Linked DNA regions of Homo sapiens: region 1 is linked to region 2. Evidence: chromatin contacts called from ENCODE Hi-C or POLR2A ChIA-PET data. All regions are on one chromosome and are shown on one strand. Each heading gives the region's core, a stretch centred on a gene start or an enhancer-like site at or near the end of the contact. The rest is flanking DNA. Distances are from core to core; before and after follow the strand shown.

The links. A loop is a pair of places that touch in the nucleus more often than their neighbours do. ChIA-PET counts read pairs that join two places held with the same protein, here RNA polymerase II (POLR2A). Pooled maps may share reads with other maps.
Region 1: a pooled map shows a loop between it and region 2 (2.1-fold over the local background). The contact joins two enhancer-like sites. A Hi-C loop is called at or near these places in 1 of 50 pooled maps. POLR2A ChIA-PET finds 5 or more read pairs at or near these places in 2 of 52 experiments (HEK293T and OCI-LY7).

What each region holds. Positions count from the first base shown.
Region 1 is chr9:105,313,817-105,320,259 of GRCh38, reverse strand. The region is part of intron 3 of SLC44A1 (solute carrier family 44 member 1); the gene reads right to left. Among named protein-coding and RNA genes, the nearest start is that of SLC44A1, 72 kb to the right of the region's middle. Within about 2 kb of position 1,424, at least 4 of the 41 ENCODE cell types and tissues checked have a DNase peak (open chromatin) inside an H3K27ac peak, as active enhancers do.
Region 2 is chr9:104,963,415-104,969,588 of GRCh38, reverse strand. No RefSeq gene overlaps it. Among named protein-coding and RNA genes, the nearest start is that of CT70, 25 kb to the left of the region's middle. RefSeq lists enhancers at 1,250-1,299, 1,380-1,429. Within about 2 kb of position 1,313, at least 34 of the 41 ENCODE cell types and tissues checked have a DNase peak (open chromatin) inside an H3K27ac peak, as active enhancers do.

The DNA of each region.
Region 1 (6,443 bases), core at 175-2,674, 350 kb before region 2:
CCTAGTGAACAGATAAACTGTGTTATAGCCACACAATGGAATATTTCTCAGTAATTTAAAAGGAACTAACCACTGATGTATTTAACAACATGCATGAATCTCAGTAGCATTATTATATGTTTTAAAAGGTAGACACAAAATACTACATAATATATAATTATTTGTATATGACATTCTAGAAAAAACAAAACTATACTACGAAAAGCAGATCAGTGGTTGTCTAGGGACAAGAATGGGGGCAAGGACTGACTACAAAGGGGCACAAGGTAATTTTCTAAGAGCAAAAGAAGTATGGATTGTGATGGAGGATGCATGACTGCATATAGTTACCAAATTCAAACTACACTTGAATGAGTAAATTTTACTATATGTAAGTTATAACTCAACAAAACTATAACAATGAAATATTTTTAAATTTCTTCCTGAAAATCGACTTTACAAAATCCAATTTAATTTAATGAGCCCCAGTGTGTAGTAAGAATTTAACCTTACTCAGAAAGAGATCTGGACTTTGCCCTTCACTTCTGGGAGTTAATTTCTAAGCCTTATAGGAGTGTCTTTGTTTACTTGGTGCTCTTGGGTCACAGAAGTCTAACAATGTGTTTTAGGGTTGGGGTAGACCACTCCACATACTATTTAGGGTGGGCGTCGACCACCCTAGAAAGACCAACAATGTTGTTTAGATTAAGAGTTTGGGATCACATGGTATCAAATTGACCAGAGGAGCTGGAGACTGGAGCCTGAGTCAGCCATATAATGGAGTCCCAACAAAAATTATGAACACTGAGGCTTAGGTGAGCTTCTTTGGTTAGCCATACTCTGTGTATTGTCACACACTGACACTGAGAAAGTACTGTGCTCGGACTCCGTGTACTCCACTCTCCCCAAGGGAGACAACAATGGAAGCTCTGCCCCATGCACTCCTTTTGTTGGCTGATTTTACTCTATATCCTTTCCTAAAAATAAACCATAACCATGAGTACAGTAGCGTTCAGTGAGTTCTGCAAGTCTTCCTGGCAAATAATTTGCCAGGAAATAGGTGGTTTTATGGACCCCTGATCTTGCAATTGGGGTCAGATATAAGGGTGGTTGTGTGTGGACTGTGTGCCCTCTAACTTCTTAGATGCCCTCAACTCTGACACCCAGGTAAACACAAGTGGGTGGCAAACCCACTTGATTGCCATCAAACTCATAGTTGAAGCAGTTAATAATTACCTGAAGTATATTACAAAGGTCATTGTCTATCAGCTCATGAACAATGACTAAAGCTTGTAAAAATCTTCACAGGTGTCAGGTAACCTAGAACCAACTCAAGTAGTGAGACTTCAGATTGAGCATTTGTACCAGCTGTTTAACTTAGACATGGCAAACATATACACCTAGTCAAACAACACGGAGAAAAACCAATCATCCCTTCCTTGCCGCCTAGCTGCATACATGTCATCTAATTCTGTTAAACAGGTTTTCACTTCCCTATTTAGAATTGGCAAAACATTTTGACTTTGAACTCCCGCATTTTCTAAGGTACGTAGCTGGATCTCCTCTTTCAAATTGCTCGCAGTATTTTCCACAGCAAGTATTATCCTAAAGGCAGAAATGCACTAGCAATACAGATGTTACCTTTGTAAAGAGTTTAAAAATTTAGGCTTAAGAGTAGTATGGTCACAAAATATGACAAAAAAATCTCCATAAATTTACCTTCTGAAAATTTAGTTAGCGTCTTTACAACTTCTAATATTTTCCATGAGAGGGAATGAAAGTTTAGGAAAAAAACTGTATAGGCCGGGTGTAGTGGCTCACGCCTATAATCCCAGCACTTTGGGAGGCTGAGGTGGGGGGAACATTGAGGTCAGGAGTTCAAGACTGGCCTGGCCAACATGGTGAAACTCCATCTCTACTAAAAATACAAAAATTAGCTGGGTGTGGTGGCAGGTGCTTGTGATCCCAGCTACTTGGGAGGCTAAGGCAGGAGAATCTATTGAACTCGGGAGGCGGAGGTTGCAGTGAGCTGAGATCTTGCCCATTGCACTCCAGCCTGGGTGACAGGGCGAGACTCCATCTCAAAAAACAAACAAACAAAAAAACCTGTATAAATAATACAATAAGTTTTCATTTAGAACGTCACAGATGTTACTATTTCCAAATGCTTGTAAATTTGGGAGGAAATAAGTTCTCAAATACAAGTTTATGTGAGGTATCTATCTAGGCTGCTCTTTTCCACTTTATGCTAAAGTGGGAGTGACAGTAGGTTAGAGTTAGAATCAGAGAGTACTGACAGGAGACAGAGAGAGGAGTGCTTTCCCTCAAAGCAAAGCCAAATTCATCAAAGGCTTAGAGCATCTCCATTTGTTTAAACGTATCCCTAAGTGTGGGAAGAAGTAGGTGATCTACTGGGCTGCTCTGAGGAATACCTTGACAACAGGTAGGGAGAATACTCTGTAAAACTTAAGAATTAGTCCAATGGACAAATGTATACCTCTCTTCTTCTGAGCTTCTACAACTCCACAAGATAGAGTCAGGAGTACAAGATAGAGTCAGGAGCACCTTCCTGTGTGTGCCAGTCTTCTCTGGGCTTTAGGATGGCCAACAAGAATTCCAACCTGTAGACTCAACCACACTATTCCTCAGACAGTGAGAACCAAGCTTGGTATTCTAATCAGAATTCCATCTTCACTAGAAGATGGGCTCCTGGAGCCACCTCTCAGTCCCCAAACCCTCATAACCATCTAGTCACCTCTTCGTCCAATCACCATTATGTGTACCATCCTTCCACAGCCGACTTTACTTGACTTTACCCTGATAAAATGCAAGCCCTGCCTTGAACCCCCAAAATATGACAAAAAATATTTTCAAAGACATCTCCATAAACTTACCTTCTGAAAATTTAGTTAGCATCTTTATACCTAAATGAGGCTCCAAAACTCTGCCTAAAATTACCCTGTCCCTGAAACCCTGTCACTGGCTGAGAGTCTTCAACTCATATGTACAACCTGCAACCAAGATGCTGCCCTAAGGGGAGGTCAGAGAGATTCAAGACTGAGAATCTGACCCAATTTTGCTGGAGGATGGGAGTCATGAGCCATAGAATATATGCTATAGAATATATGTTACCTCCAGAAGCTGAAACTGACTCTCAGTTTATAGCCAGCAAGGAGATAGGAACTCAGTCCTACAGCCATGTGAAACTGAATTCTGTCAATAGCCTCAATGAGCTTGGAAGAGGATTCATTCCCTAGAACCTCAAGAAAAAAATCACAGCCCTGTCAACACTTTGATTTCAGCCTTCAAAACCCACAGCAACCAGCTAAGCCATGCTGTGCACAGACTTCTGATTTACAGAACTTCGTTGTTAAAAGCAATGAATTTGCTTCAGTTTCCGATTTACAGAACTTCATTGTTTAAAGCTTCTTACTTTATGGTAATTTGTTACAGCAACATTAGGAAAGTAATACAATGGTGGTTCCAGTACTATCACCAAATTGCCTTCTTTTCCTCTCCCCACCAGCCTGCTGTTAGGAACTCAGGAAAGTGGAGTCACTCAGCTTTCAATAGACAACACTTTTACATGACATTTCATCACTGAACTGTCATAATTTCTCTATGTATTTTGTCTTCCCCACTAGAATGCAAGGTCTTCAAGCACAGGGACTACAGATGTCTTTTTATCCTTTTTTTCCATTACCCAAGTAATGTATATATCGATTATAGAAAACTTAGGAAAAAAGAGATAAGTATAAAATTAAAACCATCCATAATTCAACAGCTAATCACACTGTTGACATTTTCATGTCATTCTATACTTTTCTATGTACATGTATATTTTTACATTTATAAATAAAATCATGCTGTACATACTGGTTTGCAATTCATTTTTCCCTTAATAATGTTATGCATATATTGCATGCTATGGACATACTTCTACAGCATCATTTTTACTGACTCCACAGTATCTAAGACCGGGCCAGGACCTCCCATTGTAACCTTTCTCATGGCCTTCCCATTATAACCTCTCATACCCTTACACCTCTCTCTTCAAAACGCTTCCTATAGCTATAATAATTTGTGATTGTATGATGATTTTATTGTTGTCTCCACAAAACTGTAATTCCCATGAGATAAAAAAAAAAGTATGTTTATTTTGCTCAAGACTATAATCTCAAGTGCCTAACTCAAAGAAGATGGCCAGGAAACAGAGTTCACAAATGAATGAATGAATGAATTTAACCAAACGCTTTTTTCAACCACTTAGGTCGCTTGTTATTTTAGTATTCGTAATAGTGGTCTGTAGGACACAGCTGATTTTCCATAAATATTTGCTGAGGGCTAAATAAAATAATAAACATAATTTTCAAAAAAGGTGAAGGATAGTCACTCAGTAAACAGCAATATGATTTAAGTCATCACGAGGAAGAGAAGTCCTAGTCACATAATGAAACACTGTACAAGTGCTTAGCTGATAAGAGGATCTTCCATGCAAATATTTTAGCATATTTTATCTATATTTTTCTAGTTCTTTTTCAAACAGGAACAGGTATGCACAGTCGATAAGATTCAGTAACTCTTTAAAAAGTCTTCAAAAGAGGCATGTTTTACATGCTAATTAAAGAATAATATTCTCCCTAAAATAGATGGTTATGTGGTATAGTATAGGCCCAGAAAGTTTGGCAATCATTTAAAGTGTGAGCACAGTTTTCATATTGGTACAATCCCCTAAATAATCCTCTGCATAAGTTAATATGTGATCACGGGGTAGACTGAACCAGAGACACTAAAGATACAGGACTATGACTTTAAAGAAGGTGATCAGTGGCCACTAAAGTCCTATTCTGTATATGTGTAGATATTGCAAATATGGAGTTTCCTTAAAATAAGACCACTGTTTATTAAACAATCAATTATCTTACTTAAAAAAACCCTACTATCAATTTGAAGCTAAGTATTTTTCAGTAAATATTGAAAACATACAAATGGTAAAAAAAAAAAAAAAACAAACAAAAAAACGCAGTTCATCATCACAATTCATATTCTTTATTTGACAGAGAAAGAAATAGACAAAATTGCCTTCAAATTACTCAAAGCCTTCCTAGATTGTATAAGGGCTTTGGTGCCTTTCAAAGTTTTTTTAATGTGAATGGGGACTCGTCAAGTTCCCCTAAAAATTTCTTTCATCTTTAAACGTTAGGAGGGAGAAACTCCCAAAGCAAAAAAGGTGGGAAACTGGAATTACCATACAGCTCACCAGATCTATTTTAGTGTATGATGCGAAGAGCACCGACTGAGGGTGAGAATTGAGTGCTGGTCTGTCTCCATCAAGTCACTCATGTTTCCTAGACTCAGTTTCTTCACCTGTAATATGATCTCAAGGATTGTTTTAGCACATACATTTTAAACTTTGAGTATCTTGCCAATGAGAACAATTAAGAGAAAGAAGTAAAACTCACACTCTGATTCTGTTTTTACTAGGTAATCTGGTAAAGATTATGCAGGAAATTGAAAAGAGCTCAAATAAAATGCACCCCCTATAGATTTTACTCATACATAGATGCTATCATCCTCCGCAGACCTCTAGTTCTTTACAACCTGTTAATACAGATTATCTGACATTGGAGAGGCATTTTAGGGCAATGGAGACTTTATCAGTGACTGGGACTTTAAATGCCTTCCTTGGAAGAAAGACAAGAAGATAAAAAAGAAAATTAGATTTGTGCAAAAATATATGTTTAAAACCTCTATGGAATAATTGATACTGATGTGTGAGATACACTGGGAAAACTTCTTGGAGTAACAAAGAAAGTAGACACTAAGCTCTGTGTTAGGACTGTTTGAAGAATGAGGGAAAAGTTCTAATAATGACTTAATACTTATGTCAAAAAGATTAAGAGCAGTTCCTTACTTACTGTCACCCAGTTTTACAATGATGGCCTATGCTTACTAAGAGCTACCACCACTTTGCCATATCTTCTCCCATCTCAGGCACCCAGCACATGGGAGCATCTTTGATAGAAGCACAACATCCCTGCCCTCACCCCAATCTTCTCCCCAGAGGCAAACAAAGCTAGACCTTTTGTCCCAGCTCAGTCCACACACTCACTAATTCAGGCATCTTGCAACTAAACAGGACCATTTCTGCTCTGTCCAAATTGATATGGAAGACAGCGAGCTTCCTCTCTGGCAATAATAACAATATTAGTAATAAGGCTGGGCGCAGTCGTGCACGCCTGTAATCCTAGCACTTTGGGAGGTCGAGGTGGACAGATTGCCTGAGCTCAGGAGTTCGAGACCAGCCTGGGCAACATGGCGAAACCCAGTCTCTACTAAAAATACAAAAAAAAATTAGCCAGGCACGGTGGTGCATGCCTGTGGTCCCAGCTAACTCAGGAGGCTGAGGCAGGAGAATCACTTGAACCCAGGAGGCAGAGGTTGCAGTGAACCAAGATCACGCC
Region 2 (6,174 bases), core at 64-2,563:
AACAAGCAATCATATAACAAAGTGTGGCTAATACTATCCTTTGGGAAATACAGAATACTTGATAGGACAGCCTGGTCTCCCTGGGGGAAAGGAAACTTTTAACTTAAGATCTGATGTACATCCTTTCCAGGGCCCAGCACAAAGTATGTGCTCAATGTGAAACATTACCCTGGGCAAAATCCTCCGGGCTTGCTGGAGAGGTCACTCACTAAGGGGCAATTGTTAGTCAATTTAAGAGTGGTTGTGGTGAGCCAAGGGCCCAGGGCCTGAGCATTCCGAAAGCCAGCTAGCGTCAGGTGCAGCTGGTCACCTCATTCAGCTCTTTCTGACACATTTGTGAAGTGGTAGGAGAAACAATAGACTTAGAACTCCTGTAGGGTTCAGTCCCAGGGTTCTGCCACTGATTACATTCGTGTGTTCTCACTTGTCCTTTTGTATAATGATGCCACCTTCCAGAGCAAAGGAATCTATGAAAGCCTGTTGCAAATGTAAGGACATGGAATCTATTTATCTAATCTATCGCCTGGCTGTCTGAATTTGCAGGGGAAGAAGAGGGCAGGGTAAACAATAAGTTTAGGAGAACTGGCAGGGGCACTGCCTTGTAGGGCTTGTGCCTCAAGCCTTTTGTTGTCTCGCATGATCTGGATTTGGCAAGGAGGGGGCAGCTTGAATTCCGGGCGGGCTAAAAGGCCTTGGCTGAGGTCTAACGGATTTCACAACACAGTATGGAAAGGCTTCCCACGAAGCGATCGGGGTGGGGGATGGGGAAAGCTGCAATTCTGCAAACTGGGAAAGGGTAGGAGGTGGGAGGTTCCCGAAAGCCAGGATGGAGTAGCGATTAAAACCCTTGATTACTGACACTACCCAGCACCCCCAACCGACCCCCTTCAAATCTCTGCCTTAACAACCGCAGCCTACAGGCAGTGTTATCACAAACTTGCACCGCAGGCCCTACCTATGAGCCCAGTCAGCCCTAAGGCAGCAGCCAGCCCCTGAGTGGCACGGGAGGAGCGGCCCCCACCTCCGGCAGCCGCGCATGCGCGCCGCTTACTCTGCGTTCCAACACCTCTAACACTCATCAACGGCGCCCCGATCCGCAGATTAAAGGAGCCTTCTCCCCTTTTACCCCCGGCTGTGCCCCATGCTCAATACACAGCAACTCCAGAGTCCATAGGCAGCTGTGCGGCGGTGGGGGTAGAAGGAAACGAGTCAAGAAGCTCTCGGGCCCGGCCCGAAACTACAACTCCCAGCAGACCCCGCGCCGCCCCGCCTTCTTGTGGGCGGGCCGAGGGTACCCAGCAGCTTAAAGCGGCGAGATCGCGACGTGTGTGGAAGGCTGGGTGCATGGTCTGCGCTCTGTGATCCGGCGCTGGGAGGGTGGAGAGAGCGGTGGCATCTTTCTGTCTTGCCTGTTGTACCTGAACTAGCAAACAGCACAGTTGAAATAACCTCTGAGCGCATTTAGAGGCGTCTCTCAGGTTCAGCAACTTGTTGCCCCTACTTCACAAATTCTGCATTGTTGGTTTAGCAAATGAGAACCTGAAAAATCGCCTGTATGTTAAATTTCTTCTTCTTTTTTTTTTTTTTTTTTTTTTTTTTTGAGACGTAGTCTCACCCTGTTGCCCAGGCTGGAGTGCAGTGGCGCGATCTCGGCTCACCGCAACCTCTGCCTCCCAGGCTCAAGAGAGTCTCCTGCTTCAGCCTCCCAAGTAGCTGGTATTACAGGCGCGTGCCACTACCACCCAGCTAATTTTTGTATTTTTAGTAGAGACTGGGTTTCACCATGTCAGCAAGGCTGGTCTTGAACTCCTGACCTCAGGTGATCCACCCACCTTGAGCTCCCAAAGTGCAGGGATTACAGGCGTGAGCCACCGCGCCCGGCTAAATTTCTGTGAAAATAAATTATTTTCCCTACCATGTCCAAGCAACCCTATTTTTTTTCCTAGTTTGCAGGTGTCTGTGGTTGATGTTTACTATCACTTATTTTCCCTAAAGACTCAACACACAAAAAAGAGGGGAGTCTGTTTAAAGAAATTCTGCAGTGAATCATCCTGAAAACGTAAAAACTTGTTTTGATAAGTTTTATACTTTAATTTTCTAACTTTTGTAATGAAGTGTCTTTAAAATGCAGCACACTTGAAATCCTTTTTTAAAGTGCAGAGTTAAGTGGTATCCTAATTTTTGAATAGGACGCAGAGAAGTTTAAAGAGGTTTAAGATCTACTCTTTGCTTCTTGCTAACGATGCAAAACGATGGTTCTTAGAGGGCACGAGGGATAGCTACCTTCTAGAATAGTGCTATTGGTCTGCACGACTGTAGTGGGTTTCTTGAACGGTGTAGTTTAGACCGTGATTTCTTACAGCCGCTAATGAACATCCTCCACATGCTAACGATGAACTCCTTTTGTTTTTGTTTGTTTGTTTTTTCCAAACAAATACAATTTAAGGGCCTCCATGGGAGTCATTTGGGAACTTAAATGCAGAATGGTTTAGCGTTGGATTTTTTCTTTGTTTTTGGAGTTAGCTTCAGCCTGCTGTTTTATGACCATGTGTGTGTTCACTCTCTTTAGTGTGGCATTTATGGATAACATGAAATTGGCCAACTTGGCAAAAGTTAACAAGATACATAATTTTTTATTTGTTCTTTGTGTGGGGCAGCCCAGCAATAGGCATACTGAAAAATTGAAATAATAGTTGATGTATAGTGATTTTGATCACTAGAGCAGCTATTGTGTTCTGAACAAACCCCCCATACACTGTGAAACATTAAAAGGGAGGAAGCAATACTTGCGATATTTAGTAATATTTAGATTTTTCCTTTTTTTTTTTTTTTTTTTGAGATACAGTCTCGCCCTGTTGCTCAGGCTGGAGTGCAATGGCGCGATCTCGGCTCCACCTCCTGGGTTCAAGTGATTCTCCTGCCTCAGCCTCCTGAGTATCTGAGATTACAGATGCACGCCACCACACCTGTGTGATTTTTTGTATCTTTAGTAGAGACGGGCTTTCACCATGTTGGCCAGGCTCGTCTCAAACTCCTGACCTTGTGATCCACTGGCCTCAGCCTCCCAAAGTGCTAGGATTATAGGCGTGATTCTCAAATGTTCTTCTTTTTTTTTTTTTTTGAGATGGAGTCTCACTCTGTTGCCCAGGCTAGAGTGCATTGGTGGGATCTTAGCTCACTGCAAACTCTGCCTCCCAGATTCAAGTGATTCTCTCATGCCTCAGCCTTCCAAATAGCTGGGATTACAGGCATGGGCCACCATGCCAGACTAATTGTTGAAGTTTCTCTATTTTGGCCAAACTGGTCTGGAACTCCTGGCCTCAAGTGATCTCCCCGCCTCGGCCTCCCAAAGTGCTGGGATTATAGGTGTGAGCCACTGCTCTGGGCCAGAAGTTCTCTTTATAATCAGGAATAGAACAAGCCTTCTGGCTACTTGCTTTTCTATTATACATTTAATTTATCAAGTCCTAGCCCCCCCTCCACCCGCAGTAAGACAAGAAGTTGTAAGATATAAGACAATGTTATTGTGTACAAGAAAATTTCAAGATAACTAACAAATTACTAACCCTTTTAAGTGAGAACAGCTGGGAGAAAAAACTGCAATTGTACAATAATCAATTTTATTTCTATCACCACCAACAAAGGACCAACATTAATTTGATAAAAGATACCACTTACAGTGGTTAAAAAAAAAAAAGACATGCAAAAGCTTTACAGAGCAAAATACAAAACTTCATTGAAAATCATAGGCCGGGCACAGTGGCTCAAGCCTATAATCCCAGCACTTTGGGAGGCCAAGGCAGGCGGATCACTTGAGGTCAGGAGTTTGAGACCAGCCTGGCCAATGTGGTGAAACCCCATCTCTACTAAAAATACAAAAAATTAGCTGGGCATGGTGGTGGGTGCTTGTAATCCCAGCTACTTGGGAGGCTGAGGCAGGAGAATCGCTTGAACCTGGGAGGCGGAGGTTGCAGTGAGCCGAGATCGCACCACTGCACTTCAGCCTGGGCAACAGAGTGAGACTCCGCCTCAGAAAACAAACAAACAAACAAACAAACAAAAACAAGTAAGCACACAAAACTTCTGTACATTAACAATAGAAAACATGAAAGTGAAAAGACAAGGCACAGACTAGAAAGATACTTATAACTCAAAGAGAGACAAAGGATTAGTGTTCAGAACATTTAACATTATATACATCAATAAGACAAAGACAAGTGATACATTTTAATGATACAATATCAAATGAAAAAAGACATAATTTGGCAATTCCTGGAAGAGGAACTTTGAATGGCTAATGTGAGAAGATTTTTATCCTCACTGGTAATCATGGAAAAATACTAATTAAAACAACAAAAAATTGTTTCACACTTATTTGATTGGAAACATTTAAAAGAACAATAATATCAAGTTTTGTCAGCCAGGTGTGGTGACTCAGGCCTGAATCCCAGCTTTGGGAGGCTGAGGTGGAAGGATGACTTGAGGCTAGGAGTTCAAGAACAGCCTGGGCAACATAGAGAGACCCCAACTCCACAAAGAGAAATTTTTTTTTTTTTTTTGAGACGGAGTCTCGCTCTGTCGCCCAGGCTGGAGTGCAGTGGCGGGATCTCGGCTCACTGCAAGCTCCGCCTCCTGGGTTCACGCCATTCTCCTGCCTCAGCCTCCCAAGTAGCTGGGACTACAGGCGCCCGCCACTACGCCCGGCTAATTTTTTGTATTTTTAGTAGAGACGGGGTTTCACCGTTTTAGCCGGGATGGTCTCGATCTCCTGACCTCGTGATCCGCCCGCCTCGGCCTCCCAAAGTGCTGGGATTACAGGCGTGAGCCACCGCGCCCGGCCGAGAAATTTTTATATATGTAATGTTAAAGATGTTGAGCCACAGAAAATCTCATCTACTATTGATGTTAATGTAACTTGATTCTGTTTGGCAATATCATAAAAGTCAAGATTACAAAGCAAGTTCACTCTGGGCATACATTCTAGAGAAGCTCTTGTATATATGCATAAAAGGACATGTCAAAAATATTCATGACATTCATGATGATGAGAGCCAAAAATAGAAAACAATATAAAATGTCCCTTAAGAGAAGAATGGATAGTTGATTACTTCATTCACTGGAATATTACAAAGCAAATGAAATTACTTATTTTATTTTGTTTTTTGAGATGGAGTCTCACTCTGTGGCCCAGGCTGCAGTGCAGTGGCATGATCTCAGCTCACTGCAACCTCCACCTCCCAGGTTCAAGCAATTTTCCTGCCTCAGCCTCCCGAGTAGCTGGGATTACAGGCGTCTGCCATCATGCCCGGCTAATTTTTTGTATTTTTAGTAGAGATGGGGTTTCACCATGTTGGCCAGGCTGGTCTTGAACTCCTGACCTCAAGTGATCCACCCGCCTCGGCCTCCCAAAGTGTAGGGATTACAGGTGTGAGCCACTGCGCCCGGCTACTTGCAAATGAAATTACAAAGAAAATGAATATTATAAAGAAAATGAGTAACTGCATTATCAACATGTATAAATCTCAGAAACATAATTTGTGCAAGAGCAAGTTACAGAATGATGTCTACAGTGTCAGTATGATACCACATATAAAGTTTGGAACATACAAAAGAATACTAGTTATTGATTATGGACACTTTTATGTAGAAAATATAAAAAGCTTGTATGGGATTAATAAACACCAAATTCAGGGGAAAGGAAGGAAATAAAATTGGAAGGAACTTCAAACATGTCTGTAACATTTTATTTCTTTATTTCTTGAAATTGTCCATCAAAAAGAAAAAAAAGGAAGGAAAAGACGGACCAGTTTGGGGAACTGAAGTTACACTTACATTTTCTTTCTTTCTTTTTTTTTTAAGATGGAGTTTCTCTCTTGTTGCCCAGGCTGGAGTACAATGGCACTATCTCAGCTCACTGCAACCTCCACCTCCTGGGTTCAAGCAATTCTCCTGCTCCTACTCAGCCTCCCGAGTAACTGGGATTACAGGCATTGTGCCACCACGCCTGGCTAATTTTGAATTTTTAGTAGAGACGGGGTTTCTCCATGTTGCTCAGGCTGGTCTCGAACTCTCAACCTCAGGTGATCTGCCTGCCTCAGCCTCCCAAAGTGCCGAGATTATAGGCGTGAGTCACCGCACCCAGCCACACTTAACATTTTCAAATAACTTTCTGAG